Regions from separate parts of the Homo sapiens genome. Here region 1 is linked to region 2. A link is an interaction called in ENCODE POLR2A ChIA-PET data of the cell type or tissue named here. Cell type or tissue: IMR-90. All regions are shown on one strand. Each heading gives the region's core, and the rest is flanking DNA. Links, peaks and the distances in the headings are about the cores only.

Region 1 (11,125 bases), core at 1,049-9,048, 63 kb before region 2:
TCTTCCCAGCCTTTCCCACAAACTCCTCCTAATTCCTCAAGCAATCTTAACCCCCAAAGAGACAAAGGGGCAGCTTGCTGGGCAGGAGACCCAGGAGACTCCAGGTGCTGGGGCCCCAGCTCTGCCCCAGGCTGCAGGATCTGTGACTCCTGCTCACACAGGCCAATTGAGTCACTGGCTTCAGGCCATCTATTCTCTCCATCCACTCCTCCAGGAGCAGGGACGGGAACACATTCTTTGTTCCTGAGTTGTGCTGTCTTTGTGTGCAACTCCAGGAATTCTCAGGCTCAGGCTTCTGGGAAGAGTCGCTGTAGGCCATGCGCCCTGAAGTACTGTTACCCCAGGGCTAGGCTGGTGCTGCGCCTCTCTTTGTTCTAAAACCTGCTGCTCTGATGCCTGGAAGGAGCTGGGAGGGTCGGAAGTGCAGAGGACGGCACTGCTCACCTTTCAATTATGTCCAGGCGCAGCTGGTGTCCGTGAGGCAAGGTAATGAGTTCCAGGCCTGAGCTCACCCCCATGTTCCTCCTCATCTCTTCAGAGACTCCAAGTATCCTAGCAACCTGTCAAGAGCCAAAGTTGAAATACACTGGATCAGGAAGTGGGCTTGCCTGATCATGAATTCAGCATATGAGAAGAAACACACTGAACTACGATGGCGTGGACACTTTATGAGTTACATTTCTTTATAAGCAGCTGCTGACAATGCTGTTCTTATATGATGTTTAGGGTGTTTAAATACACATAGTACAGTATAAAACTTAGGGGGAAAAGAAAGACTGGTGGGAGATGCTGACACTGCTCTGCAGATCTACAGATTTGTTAAGTGTTTCTGCCCAGCCAGAGAACAGTTTAGTTCTCTGAGCTTTTGTCTGACACCGGCCGGATCCTGCTGCGACGTTTTGCTGCCAACAGCAAGGCTGCATGTGTTCGGAGCTGACCGATCCCCTGCAGTGGAAGAGCAGAATCTCATCCAAGAGCCTCTCCGCTGTGGGCTTTGCCATTCATGTTCTCACTTAACAGCCACAGCTGGCTGCTATTACCCTTAATTACGCTTCTCCTGGGCTCAGTAAATGCTCTATACGTCTGGAAACTATTAAAAATGTGTACAGTGATTGGAAACCTGAGCTCTCAAACACTCTTCTTTCTCCTGAGAGGCTTTTCTTAAAATCTTTGTCCCAGACAGCTCTCAACCCATCTCAATTCTAGTATGTAATCTCAGTTTATTAGAATCAGGTATTAGTTATTACAATGTCATGGAGAAGTGTTACAACTGAGCCAGTGTGTCTCTAAAATGGGGCCAATAGGCCAGGCAAGGTGGCTTATGCCTCTAATCCCAGTGCTTTGGGAGGCCAAGGTGGGGGGACTGCTTGAGGACAGGAGTTTGAGACCAGCTGAGCAACATAGCGAGACCCCATCTTTACAAAAAAATTAAAAATTAGCCAGGCATGGTGGTGTGTGCCTGCAGTCCTAGCTTCTTGGGACACTAAGACAGGAGGATCACTTGAGTACAGGAGTTTGAGGTTGCAGTCAGCTATGATCATGTCACTGTACTTAAGCCGGGGTGAGAGCAAGACACTGTCTCTAAAAACAAAAGAAAAATTAAACGGCGGCTAATGACACCTCACAGCACAATGATGTACTAAGAGTGGAACTAACAGATGCAACAACAAGTCTAGCCACCTGAACACACGGCAGGCATGGGACGGTTCCTCTCCTTGATCTGGTACACTTGTCCTCAACCTTAATTACCCCAGGCTATCAAAACACATCTGGATGTTTAGGTGGTATTACTAACCCTACCCTGTAACTTCTGTGGCTGAACTACTGTCAACCCTGAGGGGATGACCCTGTGGATGAGCTCTCTAGTGGTAGACGCCACGACAGGATGCAGAATTCCTACTGTGCTCCTACCTGTGCTCTCTGGGCCTCAGTTTCCCCTTTTCTAACATAACTGCTAAGTTCACCTTTCTCAAGGACTTTGCAAAGGATTCAGATAACTTTAGAACCCCTAAAAGCTACCTGAAAATACAAGTTTTGAATCATCAGCCATGTGGAAAGGGGAAGAATTCTGGCCAGATCTTGGGAAAGAGATTTACAACTTGACCTTGGCAAGGCAGCCCAGACGCACGCCATGCACGCTTCCTCGCATATTTAGACAGCTGCCCTCTGTCAGAGGTCCCAAACCCTGTACTTCTGAGGGGTGTCCCCCACGCTCTGGGTGGCGAGATTAAAAGGCCTGTGATTGATTCAGGTTTGCTCTGGAAAACCTGGCAGATGGGCGGCGGCCCCTGCTCTCCAGTCTGCATTTCGTCGGCACATATATGCCATGCCTGGGTCACTTCCCTGGAGCCACGCCTGCTTGCCTGAGGGCTGAGGGGATCCCAAGCTCACACCGCAGGGCCTGCATTAGGTTCCCTGACAAATGCCCAAGGTTATGCAGCTCACTGACACAAAGGAAGGACAAACATGTCTAGAGCATTTACTGTGAGCCGACTCCACAGGGCAGGGTGGCAGAAGCACCCCCGATGAGGCTTCCTTCTGCCCTCCAAATCTTAGCTGGTCTGCTCTGCTGCATCTCTGGACTCCACCCTCTGCTCCTTCTTCCACTGCCTTGGAGGCTGCTGCACGGACCCAGGAGAGCCCTGATGGGGTCCCGGCCCAGCCCTCCTCCCAGCCGCAAGGGCCTTTCTAAAATGCCATGAGATTGCCTGGCTCCACTCACTGGTTCTGTTCCCCTTGGCACAGAGGATCAGATCTGCACCCAACTCAACTGTAAAGTGCCTTGAAGGCAAGAAACTGGTATGAGCCCAGAAGTAGAGACTTAGAAAAGACGTATGAAGCCCTCCCACACCCCACCCCTAACCCCATCTTCTTCCACCCACACAGAATGAATCTGCTGTAAACCAACCCCTCTCTCCATGGGTTTTGACAACTAAGTGTCTGTGCATGTGCGTTGCCTGCCGTCTGCAAGATGCTTTTGGTGTTCATCGGGCCAAAGATGCAGCCTTCCAAACTCATCTTGGACATCTCTGCCCCATCTCCACACCCAACTCCCTGTTCAAGGCCCTGCCCAGAGGCCCCACAGCTCCTGTGCCTTCCCCTGCAGGGCGTTTCCCACCTGGGTTGTGGCCCAAGTTCCTGCATCACTGTCCCTCCCCAGCCCACCCCCACCTGATAGCAGGTGCTCCAAGAGCAGAGACCACAAGCTGCCCTGGCACAGTAGGCGCTCAGTCAAAGCTGAATATATAACACGGATAAACACTTAGTGCTCACTGTGGGCTAGGCAAGGTGCCCTGGGCTTTTAATATATTATTATCTCATTTAGTCCTCGCTGACCACCTGGGTAGCTGTATTCCTTACAGACAGGCACAGAAGGGGAGGCTGTTCAGCTGATGTGGCAGAGGCAGGATTCAGGCTCAGTCGGGCCAAGTGCTTCACTACTGGTCCTCACTTCTAGCTATAGGCAAAGACCTTGCGCACGGTGGGAGGGGCTCAGTGGCTCCTAACTAGGCCCTTGGGGGGTGGGGGCATGGACACAGCAGGACAGGGAGCCTGGAGGGCTCTTAGGACCACCCACTGTCCTGATGGCCTATCTGGGCATCTGCCCACATGGCTGGGAACAAGCACGCGGGGCCCAGATGCTAGCCAGAGCCTGCTCTCAGCTTCTGGGTGGCCCTGTCTGGGCTGCCACTGCACTTGGGATAGGAAACAACAGGTCTTGTTGTATTTCCCTCTTAGAGATGCTGATTGTGCCCGCTTGGAAGTCAGTGGTTCCAGGAAGATAACATGGAAATGGTGGTAGACTCCAGAGACAGGGAAGAAGGAAGTTTCAACATAGCCCTGCCCTGGGGCTGGGTGGGCAGAGTCCAGGCTAGCTCCTGCTCGCTGCCTGGGGACCCCATCCAGCCCCTTGTCCAGGGGTGCCTGCAGGCAGACATGAGAGTGAGGCCCCACTAGGAGGACAAAATGCACCACAGCAAGCCAGGGAGACTGCATTCTTCAGTTGGGAACATCCTTGGGGTCTAGTTTCATGGCTACCAAAGGTAGTGGGCAGGTCCCAGGCCTCCTGCCAAGGGCGGGCAGGCAGGCATCTCTCCTCCACCTAGAGGATCATTAAGCCCTGCCCAGGGCCACAGGAAGGATTCATTCCCCTGGGAATCGGGCTGCTCTGTAAACCCAGGCCTGTTTCTACGAGGAGCTTCCTCTATGGAGAACCCACGCAGGTTCATACCAGGCCAGAGTCTCCCTCCTGGCCCACTGACATGGTTCTGCTCTCAGATTCAGGGCCCAATGTGCCTGACTGACTAGAACAGAAATCCTCAATCCTCCTACCTCCCAAACAGGTTAAGCTCGCTTTAAAGTGAGGTCCGGATAACTTCGCAAATTGCGTGACTACCTGTGAGCACTGCCCGAGGCCATCTGGCCAAAAGTACAGCAGGCCCTTGTTCTTCCAGTGCAGCCCTGGCTCTCTTCTCAAGGCCTGCTCAGCAGAAGTCCACCCTCAGCCCCACCTCCCAGGCCTGGGCAATGAGTTACTCTGGTTTCTGAGTCATCCCTCAAGTTCTGTTGTCAGCAAGGGTCTTGTTTACTCCAGGATGGTCAGCAGCTGCCTAAAGTTCCTCAAGCCTGTTTTGGGGAGCCCTCCATCAACTTTGGCACTCCCTGCAGGAGTGTTCTGAGACTGGACTTCTTGCCATGATTCAACACATAGGAAGGAAAACCCAGTTCCTAAATAAGCCCTGACGTCTGAAGCTAATTGACTTCACTGAGCTACAAATAAAAAAGGGCTTCAAATGCCCAGGAACCAGCCTCTTTATATTGAAAAGATGGACCGAGCCCACCATCGCCTGAGACAACATCTGGTGTCTAGAATACAGTCAGCCCTCCTTATCCGTGGCTTCTGCAACAGTAGATTCAACCAACCAAGGATCAAAAATATTCAGGAAAAAAAAAAAAAAAGCTGCATTGGTATGAAACATGTAGACTTTTTTCCTTGCCATTATTCCCTAAATAATGCAGTATAATAGCTATTTACAAAGCATATACGTTGTATTAGGTGTTGTAAGTAATCTAGAGATGATTTAAAATCTACAGGAGGATTGCATAGGTTATATGCAAATACTATTCCATTTTATATAAGGAATGCAAGCTTCTGTGGATTTTGCTAGCCACTGAAGGTCCTAAAACGAATCCCGACGGATCTGAAAAAGTGACTTAATCTCTCTTAAGGATGAGGTTGCTTTGGGACCACCTATGAACAAAAGTCACTTACATCTAAAATAAACGTTTCCTACAAAAAAATGGTGATGGGCCGGGTGCGGTGACTCACACCTGTGATCCCAGCACTTTGAGAGGCCAAGGCAGGCAGATCACTTGAGCTCAGGAGTTCAAGACCAGCCTGAGCAACATGGCAAAACCCTATCTCTACAAAAAATACAAAGAGTTAGCCAGGTGTGGTGGCATGCGCCTGTGGTCCCAGCTACTCAGGAGGCTGAGGTGGGAGGATCACTTGAGCCTGGGAGGCAAAGGCTGCCATGAGCTGTGAACGCACCTCTGCATTCCAGCCTGGGTGACAGAGTGAGACCCTGTCTCAGAAAAAAAAAAAAAGGTGACAATGTAAATATTTAATCACATGGAAAGACAGTCATGTTTGTCAATGAAAGGTTCAGGGTTTGGAATAGTGTGTACAGACCTGTGGCAAACAGATATTACACATGCAATTATTTACATGTATCCATTTACAGAGAAAATAATAATGTTTTTGCGTAAACCAAATGCTGACAATGGTGATCTCCAGGAAACTGGATTTGTGTGGTTTTATCTTTTAATCTGTATTTTAGAATTTTTTTTTTTTTTTTGAGACAGAGTTGTGCTCTTGTTGTCCACGCTGGAGTGTGATGGTGCAATCTCAGCTCACCACAACCTCCGCCTCCCAGGTTCAAGCAATTCTCCTGCCTCAGCTTCCAGAGTAGCTGGGATTACAGGCGTGTACCATCAAGCCCAGCTAATTTTGTATTTTTAGTAGAGACGGGGTTTCTCCATGCCTCAGGCTGGTCTTGAACTCCTGACCTCAGGTGATCCACCGCCTAGGCCTCCCCAAGTGCTGGGATTACAGGCTTGAGCCAACATGCTCCGCCATTTTAGAATTTTTCTAAATTGAGGAAGGATTATTTTAAAAATCAAGGTAGCTTTAAAGATGTTTATACTAAAGATCATTTTAGTAATAAAATAAATATGTAATGCATAAGTATAATGTAATAAAAATAACCAAGGTCTGCTACTCCAGAAACTACATTTTCATCTACAATCTACTCTCCTGTAGCTTTGGCTTTACCAATTCTGATGGAGCTGAGGCAAGGGGGTAGTTTATAAATAAGCACCAGGTGTGAGGAGGATTCTGTTGCAGCTGCTGATGCCAGCAGGGGTGGGTGGGAGAAGAGGGCGGCCCCCACCCCCGGCAGCAGCCTGCCATCCCTCTGTCTGAGATGAATTTTATAAGCTTCCTGCTTGGGCAAAGGTTGTCCCAGCTTGTGGTTCCCACCCCTTAAATAAATTCCCATGCTGGTGTTATCTTCAGACTTTCCTATGGGCAAAGCATTTAATGGGTGAGGCAGAGTGAGGCCAGATGGATCCCCTCCTTCCAAACCTACAAAAGCCAGAGGAGCACCGGGACCCCTAGCTCTTACCAAACCTTGAAAAGCCAGAGGAGCACCAGGACCCCCAGCGCTTACCCTGCAGTCCATGCTCAGTACGTGCTGGGCGATGACCTTGGGGTCGTTGTTGGTGAACAGTTCTTTTGCACGTTTCAACATTGCTGTTTCCAGGGGCTTATTCTCAGGGGGAAGGAACTTTGACTCAAACTCGTTGGGCCTGAAGGAGGAGACAGTCTCCAGGAGGGGCGTCACAAACTCGCCCTTGTCCCACTGCCCCTTCTCCATCTGAGCTGCCGCAGGTTCCCAAGGTCTTTCCCTGTCATCATCATCAAGGATCAAGTAGTTGACGCCAGAGTTCCGGGGACCTGGCGCCTCATTCTGCTTGGCTGTGAGCAGTTCTGTGTGGCTTCCCTGGGCACATGAGGGTAGCTTTGCTCCCCTGCCGCAGCCTGTGGCAAACGCTGGGTTCAGTTCACAGTAGTTGGCCTCTGAGTTGAGCCAGGCAGAGGGAGACGAGGGAACCTTGAGGAACGGCACCTTGCAGGGCTTAGGCGGGGGCTTAGGGCACAGTTGACTGTCTGATCCCCTCAGCGCCTCCCCAGCCCTGGCGTCTGAGGAGACCCTCCGAACCACTGCTGGGCTCAGGGCAGGCTCGCTTCCCGTCCTGAACACAGGTGAGTTTGGGCAGGGGCTTGTGTCCACACCCGAGGACTGAGGTGGCAGCTTGCAGCCTGTGGGGGATAAGAAAAGGTCAGAGAAAGCTCATCTGTGTGGAGAATATAAAACAAACAAAACCAGAGTGGCAGCTCCCCAGCCCTCCATTCATGCCCTTGGGCTTCAATTTTCATTTTCATTTCCAAAAGAAAATTCAGTGTGACTGTCCCACGCCCAATCTCAGGGAGTCTACAGCATCGTGAGGGCTGGGCTGGGCTTGCCCCATCCCACACTCCTGGGTGCAAATAGAAATCCCGGGGACTGCTGACACCTGGGCTACAAATGTTGTATGGTCATAGAAGGCTGGGACAGTCAGAATGATAAAATATATGAGCGAGGAGGGCATGAATAATGTAATCTTGCCCTAAGAAACAGAAGTCGTTAGCCACCTAAAATGCCACTCTCAAAGGGTGGATCCCAGCCAGCTTCCAAAGGAGAGCTGGAGACAGGGAAGGGAAAAGAGACACTGGGGTAACCTACATGGAGGTAGTTTACGCAGGGGCATTAGGAAAATCCCTTTGTGGTCCCAGGGAAAGTCAGTTATGAAAATAATGAAAACAACCCCCTGTCTTACTAATGTAACTGCTTAGTAGGTCTCCCCATACCCCATACCTTATCACTCTTCCAGCCTTGGAAGCAGAATGGAGAGGAAGGGGAGTTGGCCTGGACAGCTGTTCTGCCAAAAGCCCCAGGATCCACCCGCCCACCCGGGAAAAGGGAGTAGGCTCATTTGTCATGAAGACTACCAGTTTTTAAATGGGCTTGAATCAGAAAACCTGGGTTCAAATGCTGGGTGATTCTGGACAAGTTACTTAACCTATCTGTGCCTCAGTTTCCTCAGCTGTGAAATGGCAATAATCATGCCTACCCTGAAGGCTTGCTACGAGGCCTAAAAGCTGGCATACGGTGTCTAGCTCAGTGCTTCGCCGCCGGATATAATTCTGCAAACCCATTCCCCTCCAGGCTGCAGGCCTGAGGCCTTGTGTCGTTTTCGAATGAGACAACTAGATGGGGCAGGGTAACAGCCTGAAGGAAACCAGGGTAACACTGACGTTCTCCCTGAAAATTCCCCGAAACATACCAATCGGCAGGTAGCTCTCTGACTGGTGGGCTTTGAGGGACAAGGCTCTTCTGTCCTGCATGTGATCCAGGCAGGCGGGCTGGCTACCACTCTTTTCTTTGTTTCTGAAGTAAAAGACACATAGGATGGAAATGTGTTACTAACGTGTAAAATAAAACTTTTAGGCAATGCCATGGGAACTTAAACAAAAACAAAAAAAAAGAAAACTGCTCAGAACGAGAGTGCTACAGCATACCCTAAAAGTAAAGGAATGACCGCTGGAGAAACAAATTACTGATGGGACGATTAATATATGACTGTGTTGTGTACTCCATCCCCCTGTCCCCATGACCAATGCAGCAGCTGAGTCCTAGGATGCCTCCTCTGGGCTGTTCCATCCTGTTGAACAGAGTAGGGTAAAAGTTTTACGATACTCCCGGGAAAATCTGATGAACTGGAATGTGTACTTTTAACAGAGCCTAAAATTACTTACAGGCCCAGAGGGAATGGCTTGCCTAACTAACATGCATTTTCCACATGCTCCATAGTGTTGCAGTTAGGAAGGAAGCTGTGGGGAAACTTCCATTTTGGTGCAAATCTCAGCATCCCCCAAATAACCTGCAGGACTGCCTGGGGAGGCTGCCATCCCCAACCTCCTGGCTGCTCTCGGGGGACCCCCACACAGCCTCCTCCTGCTGAGCTGGGAAAAGGCACCGGCACGGTCACCAAGCAGCAGTTGGGAGGCACACTGTGTAACCACACAAGGAAAAGGTGGAAGGTAACTTTCAACACACTCGCTGTTATTCCTTCTGTCCCTTTCCAATTCAGACTGGGAATTTCTCCAGCACCAAGCACCAGAATCTCCCTAGCTAGAGACAGAGGCACTGCACCAGCCAAGTTGTTATGAACTTTAATTGGCCTTCCCATAAGCATAAAACATTGTTATGTTACAGAAATCACGAAGTTCTTTCCTACCTTTACAAGCACCAAAGAAAAAACAAATCAAAAAACCCCCAAACTCCAAGGAACAGAGAAATTCCAGCAACCTTTCGAAGATAAGACAAGACCGAGGGCAAATTACAAAAGGAAATATCTCCCGAGAAGTGATATTTAAGCAGTGACCACTGCGGCTGGACTCCAGGGGCCAGAACGGCAGGGTGTGGAATGCAACCTGCCTGTGAGCACACACCTTCGCCCAGGGCAGGCCACCAGCCAGCCAACTAGCAGGCCCGACGTCAGGGCAGGTGGCACCTGGCCAGAGCTGCATAAGGGAGCCACTGAAGGACACTGGGGCAGGGCAGCAGGCCATGAGCCATCTTTTCCCCTCCTCCCACTTAAACATTTCTGGGCGTGCTGCGTGTACAAAGTGGTGACAAGTTCTAGGAGGATCTGCATTCCAAAGGGCAAACAGAAAAGTGGCTCTATTAGGCCTGACTTGTTGACTTAAGAGACTTAGTCTTTTTTTCATTTCTTATCTTAAAAAGTTTTTAAACCAGGATCATTCAGGGCCAACTAGGAGGCCTTCCCTGCAGCAGTGGTTCTGTTATCCTGCCGAATACACTCCCACTCTGTGCATGACATTAATTCCCTGCTTCGACCATTCAGCAGCCTATCCTTCCCAAAGGAAACAGAAGAAAAGGTACCCCTTCTAACACTGTAAGGCATCTCAAGTCCAATCCTATTACTATGAAAAGGAGGATTTCTAAATATCAGGTCTTGCCTCCCTCCTTGCAATTGCCCTGAGTTTTTTTGTTTGTTTTGAGACAGGCTCTCGCTCTGTTGCCCAGGCTGGAGTGAAGTGGCATGGTCATGGCTCACTGCAGCTTCAACCTCCCAGGCTCAAGCAATCCTCCCACCTCAGCCTCTCGAGTAGCTGGGACCACAGGCACACACCACCATGCCCAGCTAATTTTTATATTTAAAAAATTTTGTGCATACATAGTAGGTGTATATATTTATGGGGTACATGAGATGTTTTGATACAGGCATGCAATGTGAAATAAGTGTATCATGGAGAATGGGGTATCCATGCCCTCTAGCATTTATCCTTTGAGTTACAAACAGTCCAATTACACTCTTTATTTTAAAATATATAATTGTTTTGACTACAGTCACCCTATTGTGTTATCAAATAAGTCTTATTCATTCTTTCTAAATTTTTTGTACCCATTAACCATCCCCACCTCCCTCCCATCCCCTACTCCCCACCCACTACTACCCTTCCCAGGCTCTGCTAACCATCCTTCTACTCTCTGTGTCCAAGAATTCAGTTGTTTTGACTTTTTGATCCCACAAATAAGTGAGAACATTTGTCTTTCTGTGTCTGGCTTATTTCACTTAACATAATGATCTCCAATTCCATCCACGTGGTTGCAAATAACAGGATCTCATTGTTTTTATGGCTGAATAGTACTCCACTGTGTATATACACATTTCCCTTATCTATTCAGCTGTTGATGGACACTTAGGCTGCTTCCAAATCTTAGCTATTGTAAACAGTGCTGCAACAAACATTGGTGCAGGTATCTCTTTGATATACTGATTTCCACTCTTCTGGGTATATACCCAGCAGTGGGATTGCTGGATCATATAGTAGCTCAATTTTTAGTTTTCTGAGGAACCTCGAAACTGTTCTCCATAGTGGTTGTACTAATTTACATTCCCCTCAACAGTGTAGGAGGGTTCCCTTTTCCCCACA
Region 2 (11,125 bases), core at 1,276-9,275:
AGAGCTGTACGCCAGGAACCGAAGTCACTAGCTACATGGTAAACAGCAGGAGGAAGGTGGAGCCACTCTGGAGGGTTCAGCTTTCCAACCTGGAAGAAATCTTTCCTTTCAATGCAGGGAAACAGAATCAATTACGTTTGACCACAGAAAAGGACCTCATGATTAGACAAAAGTTAAAACCAAACTATCAAGATGATCATGTTCTGAGCTACTGTGGGGGGAAAAAATTGTGAGGAGAGAAGGTTAGGAAAAATGTGAAAAAAAACAAAATTCTCTCCTGTAAGTGCCAGAATTAAAGAGACGGAAACAGTGAGGAATGAGATTCCCCAAATCCCTGGACTACTTTGGATCTGCAATTTATTTTCCTCTCACATCCAAATATCAAATTGAGCCTTTGGGGTCTTGGTGCTGTCAGGAGTCCCAGCAGGAGGCCAGCCTGCTGGACAAGGTAAAAGAGCTGCCCAACAGCCCTGGGGCTTCCCAGCCATGCATATTTTCCTCCATTCCACTTGGGATGAACGACCGGTAGCTAAGCAACCGAGAAACCGGTCCCCTTTCACCTGGCATGAATGTACTGCAACACAAACGGTGCACGGTGCTAGGAGGACACACATACAAACTGCCAGAGCTGAATGTTGGATTCTTCCTCCACCCAGCTCTCTCCTGCCATGACACTGCAGTCCCCTCGCCCCACGAGCTATGAGGGTCAGCCTCAGAACCTTGTCTCTCCCAGACCCAAGGAGGCAGGAGGCAGTCCCAGACCTCTCTCTTCTATCTGGGCACTGAAAAAACCAAGGGAAGATGGTTGGAAAGTCTCCGATGGGGAGGGGAGCAGCATTTTTTTTTTTTTTTTTTGAGATGGAGTCTCACTCTTGTCACCCAGGCTGCAGTGCAATCGTGCGACTTCAGCTCACTGCAACCTCCGCCTCCCAGGTTCAAGCAATTCTCCTGCCTCAGCCTCCCGAGTAGCTAGGATTACAGATGCCCGCCACCACACCCGGCTAATTTTTGTATTTTTAGTAGAGACAGGGTTTCACCATGTTGGCCAGGCTGGTCTCGAACTCCTGACCTCGGGTGATCTGCCCACCTCGGCCTCCCAAAGTGCTGGGATTACAGGTGTGAGCCACCGCACCCAGCAGGGGAGCAGCATTTAAAGACACAGGGAGGGAGGGAGACCTGGGGCTGGAGCTCCTGCCAGTATTTGGACTGCTGTCTGTTGGCCACAACTGGGTGCTTCCCCTGCCTGGATGAGACTCAGGATAGGATAAGACTCCCCCTATTCTGGAGTCAAAATGGATCCTAAAATTTGGCTTCTTGATGCTTGTTTTTTTCGGCCAATGAATCTGAACCTACTGGAAGGGGCCTTTATGACACAACATAATTCACATAGAACTACTTTTCTCCAAGCTCAAGAGGCATTAAGTGCACAAGCGGATTGTAGATAAGAAGTTAAGGGGGTCAAACTGCACCTCAGTTTAGCTGCAACTCTCTCACCTCCCTTGATTTATCTCCAGCCATGAGGCACCAGCTGGCATCAACTTATGAGGCCTTCCTGGCACTGGTCAGCCCGGCTCCACAGGGCAACTAAGTGTGAGAAGTGCTACAACAGACCCAACCCAAGAAGATGGGTCCCTGGGTCCCCTTGGACCTTTACGTCAGAGACCTCTATGAATGTGCTTTCAGAGCCTTAGTGTCCATAGAGGCAAATGAAAATACATACCCTACATTGGCTCAACACATTCCCAAACCATCCCTCTAAACCAAGGGTGAAGTGAGAAAGAAAAAAAAAAGTGGTGCATTCAGGAAGGATACAGACACATGATTTATAAGGCTCTGACTAGATTCAGATCAAGTTAGGAGGAAAGGGTACCCTTCGGAATACCTCAACAAGTTCTTGAAAAGGAGAACCCTCTGAACCTCAAAGAGCAGTTCCATCACATCTCACTGTCAGGAGAAGGCAAAGAGAGCCCAGATAAACAGAAGCCACTGACAACTCCAATATCTCTTCTTTGTCAATACCACTCAACTCACAATGATTGATATTCATAAATGAGATGCAATAGCTTGCATAATACCTAAACAGGCCATTCCAAAATCCTCTATATTTAGCTTGAGAATGCACTACCAAATTATCTTAAAAGGGTTTAGACTTTTGTAAAAGAAAAAACTGGTATTGGAGTAAGAAGAAGGCAGTACACTTGCTGAGCACAGCCAGACTGGCCCGTGGTAGGAGATAGCCAATTTCTGAAACAAGGCATGGAGTGATTTTTAAAGAGCTGTTGTTACACACTGCAGAATTCTAGAGTGCATTTTTTGTTAAGTCATATCACAGTCTATGCAAATAGCATCCTCTAATACTTTGCAATGCACAACCTGCACAAAACATGTGATGCATCCGGGAGGGACACAGATACATATTTATAAAGCTCTGGCCAGATTCTGGTGTGGTAGCCCTGCAGGTTTAGGATTATACATTTTCTCCCATGAAAACACAGCTCAGTTGTCATTCAGGTATAAGAGATGGGAAAAAAGAATATCCACCTCCATTCCAACAAACCTCACTACGACCGCCCCAAGTGGCCAAGTGGTTCTACTGGAGCTTCCTCCTCTTCCGTCCATCCTCTGGTCTTTTAAAGAGGGAGGAAATGGCAGAACTCTGGGGGAAGGCATGGGTACACACAAAAGCGACATGCCTACATACTCTGAAACTAGGATGCTGCTGCCTTTGGGATAGCGAAGGTGGAATGAGACTCCTGATTCTAAACTCTAACTCTTGCTACGATTTCTCCCAAAAAATAAGTATGTTGTCATAAATCCAAGAAACCAAATGTGAGAATCAGACTTCTTTCTTCTGTAGGAGGTGACAGAATACAGTTTCAAAAATAAAAGAAAATAAAGCAAACAGCAACACTGGAAAATGCGGAGGCAGAGGGAAGAAGTGAAAAGCATCTTTTCTTCCTGCTCCGAAGAAATACATTATTTAGAAGGGTTGAATACTTAGAAGCATTGACCGCCAGTCCGGCTGGAAAGTAACTAAGTACCTAATATTACTACTTGGCCCCAGATTAGCCCTGAACAAGAGGGTGGCTGTTGGAATGGAAAAGATGACTCATAAAATCTCAGGGAGCCTTCGGTCCTCCACTGAAGGTAAATATGGGTCCACAATTCCTCATCTACATTCCAAAATCCAAAAAACTCTGAACACTAACATTAAAAAAACCTTACTTGGCAGCAAACTCATTTGGTGGCAAAATGTGACCTGAACTACACAAAATCATTTGTCATCTATTTATCCCTCTTAGTGTGAATATTCTTACTTGTCACTGTGAAAATAATGAGTGTGATTATGGAGTGCTGACCCCAAACCTCTCTGGGAGTATTACTATACGTACCATATTACCTTTCTGGAAAACAAACAAACAAACTCTGAATTTTAAAACACACCTGGCTCTAAGGCCAGATAAGGGTACCTGTAATAGGATGACGTGAGACCCCTACAAAATTTACCAAAGGCCTAAGGGAGTCAAATTTCCTCCCTGTTGTTTTGGAGAGTCTAATCAGCTTTTTACACAAACCAGGCTGCAGCATTATTTAGCAACTCTGTGTTCCAAATGGGAAATCTACTACCCAGGGTCACGGCTACATGTTTAATTCTCATTTCCTACCTTCACATATTCCACAGTTGGGTCCAGAAGATGTGGATCCCTGAAAAGAGAAAATATAAATATGAGAATGGTTGGGAACGATGCATTCTTACATTGAGTATAATGTGTCCAACATTATTTCACCCTATTCACTAAGTTACTAAGCTGGGCCCCATCTCCCAGGCAGTATTCACAACAGGGTGTGTGTGGTGGGGTGGGAGATACCACCATGACCTCAGTCTAGAAGCTCCCACATGCTTTCCTGTCAAATTCAGGCCCCAGAATGTTAGAGTATTTACATGTGGTAATTCTAGATTTACTTGAGCATAGAAAGTGAAAGTCTGAAGCATAGAGCTCAGGGGAGGGCAGAGGTGGGAGACAGGCAGGACTGGGTACGGGAACGTGTGGCACTTTCGGTCACTGGTGGTGTCTGGGTTAATCCCCAGAACGTCCCCACCAGTAACTGTGTTGTGCCCACATTGACAGTAAGAAGAGAGAGGCTTAGGTGGGTGGAGGGGCTGCCCCAGGTTGCCCAGTGCCTGGGTGATGGAGGGAACGGAGCCTTCTCTTCTCATCGCTGGCTGTTACCCACCCACTCCTGGTGAAAATCTCAGCAATTCATCCTACTGTTCTGTGTGCCCAGTGTTTTTATTCCCCCATATGGGCCAGGTGTGGTGGCTCATGCCTGTAATCCCAGCACTTTGGGAGGCCAAGGCGGGAGGATCAAGGCAGGTGGGGAGTTCGAGACCAGCCCGACCAGCATGGAGAAACCCCGTCTCTACTAAAAATACAAAATTAGCTGGGTGTGGTGGCGCATGTCTGTAATCCCAGCTACTAGGGACGGTGAGGCAGGAGAATCGCTTGAACCCAGGAGGCAGAGGTTGCGGCGAGCCAAGATCACACCATTGCACTCCAGCCTGGGCAACAAGAGTGAAACTCCATCTCAAAAAAAAAAAAGAGGCCAGGCGTGGTGGCTCATGCTTGCAATCCCAGCATTTTGGGGGGGCCGAGGCAGGCGGATCATTTGAGGTCAGGAGTTGGAGACAAGCATGACCAACATGGTGAAACCCCGTCTCTACTATACTAAAAACACAAAAAAAACCAAAAACAAAAAATAGCTGGGCGTAGTGGTGAGTGCTTGTAGTCCCAGCTACTTGGGAGGCTGAGGCAGGAGAATTGCTTGAACCCAGGAGGCGGAGGTTGCAATGAGCCAAGATCACGCCATCGCACTCCAGTCTGGGTGACAGAACAAGACTCTTTCTCAAAAAAAAAAAAAAAAAAAAAAAAAAAAAGAAATTTTTTTAAAAATACAGAGAGAGAATAAAACAGTAGTTATGGGGATGGGGGCAGAAGGCAGAGGAAATGGGGAGATGTAGGTCAAAGGATAAAAAGCAGCAGATACGTAGGATGAACAAGCATAGAGCTCTAATGGACAACATGAGGACTATAGGTAATACAATTGTACTGTATATGGGATTCATGCTGAGTAGATTTCAACTGATCTTGCCACAAAAACAAAAAAGTGGATAACTATGTGAGATGATGAATATGTTAATTTGCTTCAACTTTAGTAACCTTTTAAATATTGCATGTATTCCATAGCATCATGTTGTATATCTTGGATACATACTGAGGACTAAGCTCAGATTTTTTAATCTTGTCCAAATTCCTATCTAAGGGGTCTGGAGAGTCATGCCCTACAAACCATAAATTCTCATCAGATGGGTTTTATTTAACCCTATATATCGTGACTTACTTTCCAATCTGACTCTGGCATAACATGTGACAAGAAAGTCAAAATATTTTACCCCAAAACATGTTTCTTTGCCATATTTTGGAATGGCCCTGCAAAACTGTCCTTTGTGGGGGAAAATTTGCATCTGTAAAGAATCTCTAGTAACATAGCTAAATCTTTTTCTTCCAGGCCCTCCCAATCCTAAAGAAATTAACTAAAAGTCTAGCACCTTTTAAAGACTGGAACAGGAAACATTTGTCATCTGTTGTCTCTAAGGACAGCCACTATAAGACTTCAAAGGAACCTTGGTCTCCACAATCTTTTATCTTAACCTGAACATTTCCTTTCTATCAATCCCCAGTCTTTAGACAAACTCAACCAATTGTCAACCAGAAAATGTTTAAATTCACCTACAGCCTGGAAGCCCCTGCTTTGAGTTGTCCCACCTTTCTGGACCAAATCAATGTATTTCTTAAAAGTATTTGATTGACGGATGGCTCATGCCTCCCTAAAATGTATAAAACCAAGCTGCGCCCCAACCACCAGGGGCACATTCTTTCAAGACCTCCTGAGGGCTGTGTCACAGGCCACGGTCACTCATATTTGGCTCAGAATAAATCTCTTCAAATATTTTACAGAGTTTGACTCTTTTCATTGACAATAATTTGATGCCCAAACATGTGGGGCCTCAGAGAAGACTCAGGACCCTGAAGGAGTTGCCCAAAACTGGAGCTAAGGTACCAGCCAGGGCCCATTGAAGCCTCACCCAGTTTGAGCTTCTCCTCTGGTGGAACTGGTAAGTCCTCCTGAGCTCTGGACCTCCTGTTTTGGTTGATGGTCCTTAATTTATTCTTGAGCTGATTTTTCTCCTAGGAAGTTGTTGTTTAAGAATCCTAATTCCAGTTCGAAGGTGCATTCTAAAGGGTCTCCTCTATTGCTTTTTCTCTCAGAATTAATCTCAATTTGGCTTGACTGTGCATATTTGCGTGAGAAACTGAACTGTTGTTTTCATAGGTAAATGAGAGACTGAGTTTTTTCAGCTCTGAAGAGAAAGGGCATTTGCTCCTCCCAGCCAAAAAGCGCCCATGGGTGACTGGGGGCCTCGTGGGAGTGTCTAGGGGGTTGGCCCCCCACAATGTGCAGCAACCCTGCAGGGAAATCCTCAGTGCAAATTAATTTTTAAAATGGCTCATCCAGGACACATATCCATCCACCACACAAAAATCCTAGGCCAGAGCTCAGTTCCTCCTTTCAAGGGGGAAAAAAAAAAATGTGAGAAAGAAATACTCTAAAAATAAGGAGAAAATAAGGAGAATGATCCCCTTTTGAGTACTCTGTAGGTTTTATGGCACCTCTACTTCCCAGAGTTTATGTAAAATAGAAGTAATATGGTCTTTGTGCACATTTACATTAAGGAAAAAGAACCCTAGGGTCGACCTGCAAACTATAGAGTTCCTAAATTCTCTTTTTCTGTCTTCCTTTCTGCCTACTTTAAATCTGCTGTTACTTTTCCACTGAGATAAAAACCACTGTTTGGATCTAACAGTTTTTTTTTTCTTGCAAGCCAGTGAATTTATACTTATTTCATGGCTAAAGTACTAAAGTAAAGCTACAGGATCTTTGTGTGTGTGTGTGTGTGTATATATATGTATCCATGTATATTTAAAAGGCCATTATAGACTATATATGCATTTTATGATATGCATATATTATACATTATATATACATGATATATAAATATATAATTTTATAATATTTATGTTTAATTGGCAGCTAAATTTATTTTAATTTCCCTCTAGCACACCAAACTTTTTCTCCCTGTAGCTTATAATGTAAATTTTGCTATCGGATCTTCACCTAAGTTCTTTCCTTTCATATGAAAATTTAGGACTATTTAGCTGAGAACTGCCTAGAGTGATGCAACATGTTATTAAGAATTTTTAACTAGAAAAAAGGAAAAAGGAAGTCTTTATGAATCTATAAAATGTATTTCTATCAGCATGCCTAAATACCTCTATGTATTTATACATTGTGTAAACAGTGTTTCACTACTAAAAATATATAAAGAGCTCTAATTAATTGGCTTAAAAAATATATAAAAGCACTTAATCAGATACTTAAAAGACTAGTCAAATGCTTTTAGACATAACCCTATAAAGTTTGAATTAGACAAAGATATTTTACCTTTAATGAGAACATTAAAAATAAAATGTTTTCCTGTAATTCTTAAATTGGAAATTACCCAGATACCCATGACTTAAGTAAAATCTTTAATAAATAAGGTGGCTTTAAAATTATTGGTAGGCTGGTCACGGTGACTCACGCCTGTAATCCCAGCACTTTGGGAGGCCGGGGCATGTGGATCACCTGAGGTCGGGAGTTCAAGACCAGCCTGACCAACATGGAGAAACCCTGTCTCTACTAAAAATACAAAATTAGCCTGGCATGGTGGCACGTGCCTGTAATCCCAGCTACTTGGGAGGGTGAGGCAGGAGAATCACTTGAATCTGGGAGGCAGAGGTTGCGGCGAGCTGAGATGGCGCCACTGCACTCCAGCCTGGGCAACAAGAGCAAAACTCCGTCTCAAAAAAAAAAAAAAAAAAATTATTGGTAAAATACTAGCAATGTTTATCCCTGCAGAATACTATAACATTTGCCATGAGGGTTATCAACTATAAAACCCAGCCCAAGACAGAATAATCTTTGCTTGTGTATACCTATGAAATATTGTTGGCTTAATGAAAATAACTAAATGCTGAGTTATTGGAATAAATAACCTTAAAATTAAGCATAAGTTTTATTACTTAAGTAAATACCTGAAATTCACAGCTATAAAAATAGTTAAAAGGAAAATAACTTTAAATATTAGCTATCACAGTTTTTGTTAATAGTCTAGGTAAACTATTACATTAATCAGATAAATGTAATGGAATAAATGCTTACAAACAAACTTGTCATAATTTAGAATCTAAGGTTATTATTTGATATTAAGTATCTGGGTAATTTCTGATTTAAGAATTACAGGAAAACATTTTCTTTTTAATGTTCTTATTAAAGGTAAAATATCTTTGTCTAACTCAAACCTCATAGAGTTATGTCTAAAACAAGGTAAAGGAATCAGGAAATAAGAGATGAAAAGAAAGTTAAAGATTTAAAGAGGTATTTTTGGTAAAGAAGGTAAAAAGGAAAGTAATTTTATAAGAATGATTCTTGTGTGGTGAATTTTTGCTCTAAACATGAATGCCCCTCCCACAGAATCATAGGACTGTTTAAGAAGCCTAATCAAATTTGCTGTCTTAGAGATGCACCTCCTTGCTGGGAACCCAAATCCTTTTCACCAGAAAAGGTAAAATGTTCTAGGGGTAAAAAAGAGTTCCTGAGACCAGAACATAAAAACATACAGGTTAACAGAAGTATAAAATTTAAGATGTTTAAACAAGCTTTATTTAAATTAAAGCCAAATAAAATTTACAAATCAGCTCCTCAGTTACACTAGTGGCTAGCAGCTAGCATGACCCAATTATAGAATATTTCCAACACTGCAAAAAGTTCTACGGGACAGTGATATTCTAGAGAAAACACTTCTTCTAAATAGAAGGACACTCTGCTTCCAAAGAGACCCTCACTTTGCTGCTCTTGGTTATGACTTAGTAACTAAAGTACCAAAGGAGATTTGAAGCGCTCTCACGTATAAGGTAGCCCCAAACAATGGCATCTGAGACCAGCTGTACGATAAAGTTCCTATGTATTGTTTTCTTGAAATATGTTTTTTTTTTTCGAGTCTTGCTCTTGTCGCCCAGGCTAGAGTGCAATGGTGTGATCTTGGCTCACTGCAACCTCTGCCTCCCGGGTTCAAGCGATTCTCCTGACTTAGCCTCCTGAGTAGCTGGGATCGCAGGCATGCACCACCACACCTGGCTAATTTTTGTATTTTTAGTAGAGATGGGGATTTCACCATGTTGGCCAGGCTGGTCTTGAACTCCTGACCTCAACTGATCCGCCCACCTCGGCCTCCCAAAGTGCTGGGATTACAGATGTGAGCCACCGCGCCTGGGTCCATCTTTTCTTTTTCACTTAAAATTCTGAAATATCTGGGTGCCAGTGGACTATCTCTACATGAGGAAAGTAACATGGGTCAATCAAACACGACATAGCATTGGATGAATGACTCAAATTAGGGAAAATTTTATTAAAGCCATCCAAAGCCATTCCCTTGAAATGTCTGCAATAAAAGCAGGGCTTATGAGGTGAGGGTTGTAGTTCTGCTTTAGTGAGAGGCATAATGGGATGGAGGAGAGAGGTGCTATGTGTAGAGGTAAATGGTTTGATCTTGGTAAATGGTAAAAGTACCAAAAGCTACTCTTGGTAAATGGAAATTACACATTAAAAATGAAAAGGGATGGTCTTCAACGAGGTTTGACTGAAATAGAGACCCAAAAGGAGACTCGTTAAAAATTAAGGTCTTAAATGAATGACATTAGGATAATTAAGAAAAAGAAAGAATAAAATAGAGAATTTTTCGTTAACTGGCTAAAGAGGTTTGAGGTTTGTCTTCCCAGCTTCTCTCCTAAAATCTCTAACATTAACTATCATCAGTCAGTGCTTGCTTATATTTCCTCCTACTTGTGATTAAACCTTCCTAATTCATAACAGTACTCCAGTGTCCTGACAGCAAAACTGAGGACCAGCTATTTGGAAACCCCAAGTTACCTGAGGAGCCTCATTTTCCTCTTCTGTCTGAGGCCCGCCATCACTCCAGCCAAGACGGCCTCTCCCAGCCAGTGGGTCTTGGTCCAACCTCCTCCAGGAAGCCCTCCCTGAGGTACCTTCCCTCAGCCTGGCTCCTGGCTGCAGCTTCCCTGGTCTGCACCACTCCTGCAGGCTGCCCTGTGTCATTAGCTGTCATTCCCCCTGCTTGGACCTAACTTCCACAGTGAGACTGACTGCTCTCACTGACTGTTCCCTGCTTTAGAGGGCAGGGAACTCTTCTTGAATACCAGCTCCAGCTTCAAGGAACCAGAGAAGAAAAATTAAGATGCATAAGAAAGCTCTAGTAACTAGGATAAGAAGACTGAGAACAAGGAGAGCCAACTGCTGGAAGCAAAGGGCCCTGGGCTAAGGGAAGACACAGATTGCTCAGCAACTCCTAGTTTCCTTCTCTTCTGCCAAGAGAAGTGTGTTATGGTGGAGGGCCAAACAGGAGCACAGGGGAGTTCACCCAGGGGTGGGTTGGGGGACATCTTGAGTGCTGGGTCTGCACAGACAAGCAAGGCTATGGGGACAGCACAGGACACCTTGTCTTGAGGTGGTTCCATCTTTGTGTGGGGACACTGCTAACTGCAGCCAGTGCTGCCCCAGAAACCACCCACACACAGCACCTGGCTTGGCCAACTCTGGTTATCCACCTCTTTCCCAAGAGCTTGAGGTTTAGCCAAAGAGAACTAGCTTAGGAAGTGTGGTGAGTGTTCACATGCCTCTCTAGAGAAAGGGAAAAAAAGATTGTTTCAGCTTTCAAAAGGTGAAAGGAAAAAAAAAATCATGTAGCTGGGAAAAAAAAAAGGCAAAAGGAAAAGGGTTTTACAAATAAATCTGGTAAAAACAGCAGGTCCTAGGCAAAATTTAACCAGAATGACTTGTTCAGCACCTAAAAAAAAGAGTTACAGTCACAAATCTGACTATATTGCCTTTTGTGATATGACGAATAGACCAGCAGATCTAACGAATGCTATAATTAAATCATATCTGG

Evidence for each region. ChIA-PET counts read pairs that join two places held together with the same protein. Peaks named below come from ENCODE experiments on the same cell type or tissue, not always from the same donor. Only the 100,000 strongest peaks of a DNase experiment are listed, where the experiment ranks them.
Region 1: POLR2A ChIA-PET joins it to region 2 with 15 read pairs; 2 of 35 experiments call an interaction of 5 or more read pairs at or near these places.

Annotation. Positions count from the first base shown.
Region 1 is chr1:93,575,570-93,586,694 of GRCh38, forward strand. It overlaps BCAR3 (BCAR3 adaptor protein, NSP family member), which reads right to left. Exons shown (of 12, transcript NM_003567.4): 6 at 8,449-8,552; 7 at 6,732-7,384; 8 at 445-560. Among named protein-coding and RNA genes, the nearest start is that of BCAR3-AS1, 11 kb to the right of the region's middle. RefSeq lists an enhancer at 9,140-9,652. In IMR-90, for the core only: no CTCF peak of the experiment used is centred there; a DNase peak (open chromatin) is centred at 4,612; H3K27ac peaks cover 977 bases.
Region 2 is chr1:93,638,639-93,649,763 of GRCh38, forward strand. It overlaps BCAR3 (BCAR3 adaptor protein, NSP family member), which reads right to left. Exons shown (of 12, transcript NM_003567.4): 3 at 3,666-3,705. Among named protein-coding and RNA genes, the nearest start is that of BCAR3, 38 kb to the right of the region's middle. RefSeq lists a silencer at 355-649 and enhancers at 778-1,413, 3,879-3,928, 5,413-6,134. In IMR-90, for the core only: no CTCF peak of the experiment used is centred there; no DNase peak of the experiment used is centred there.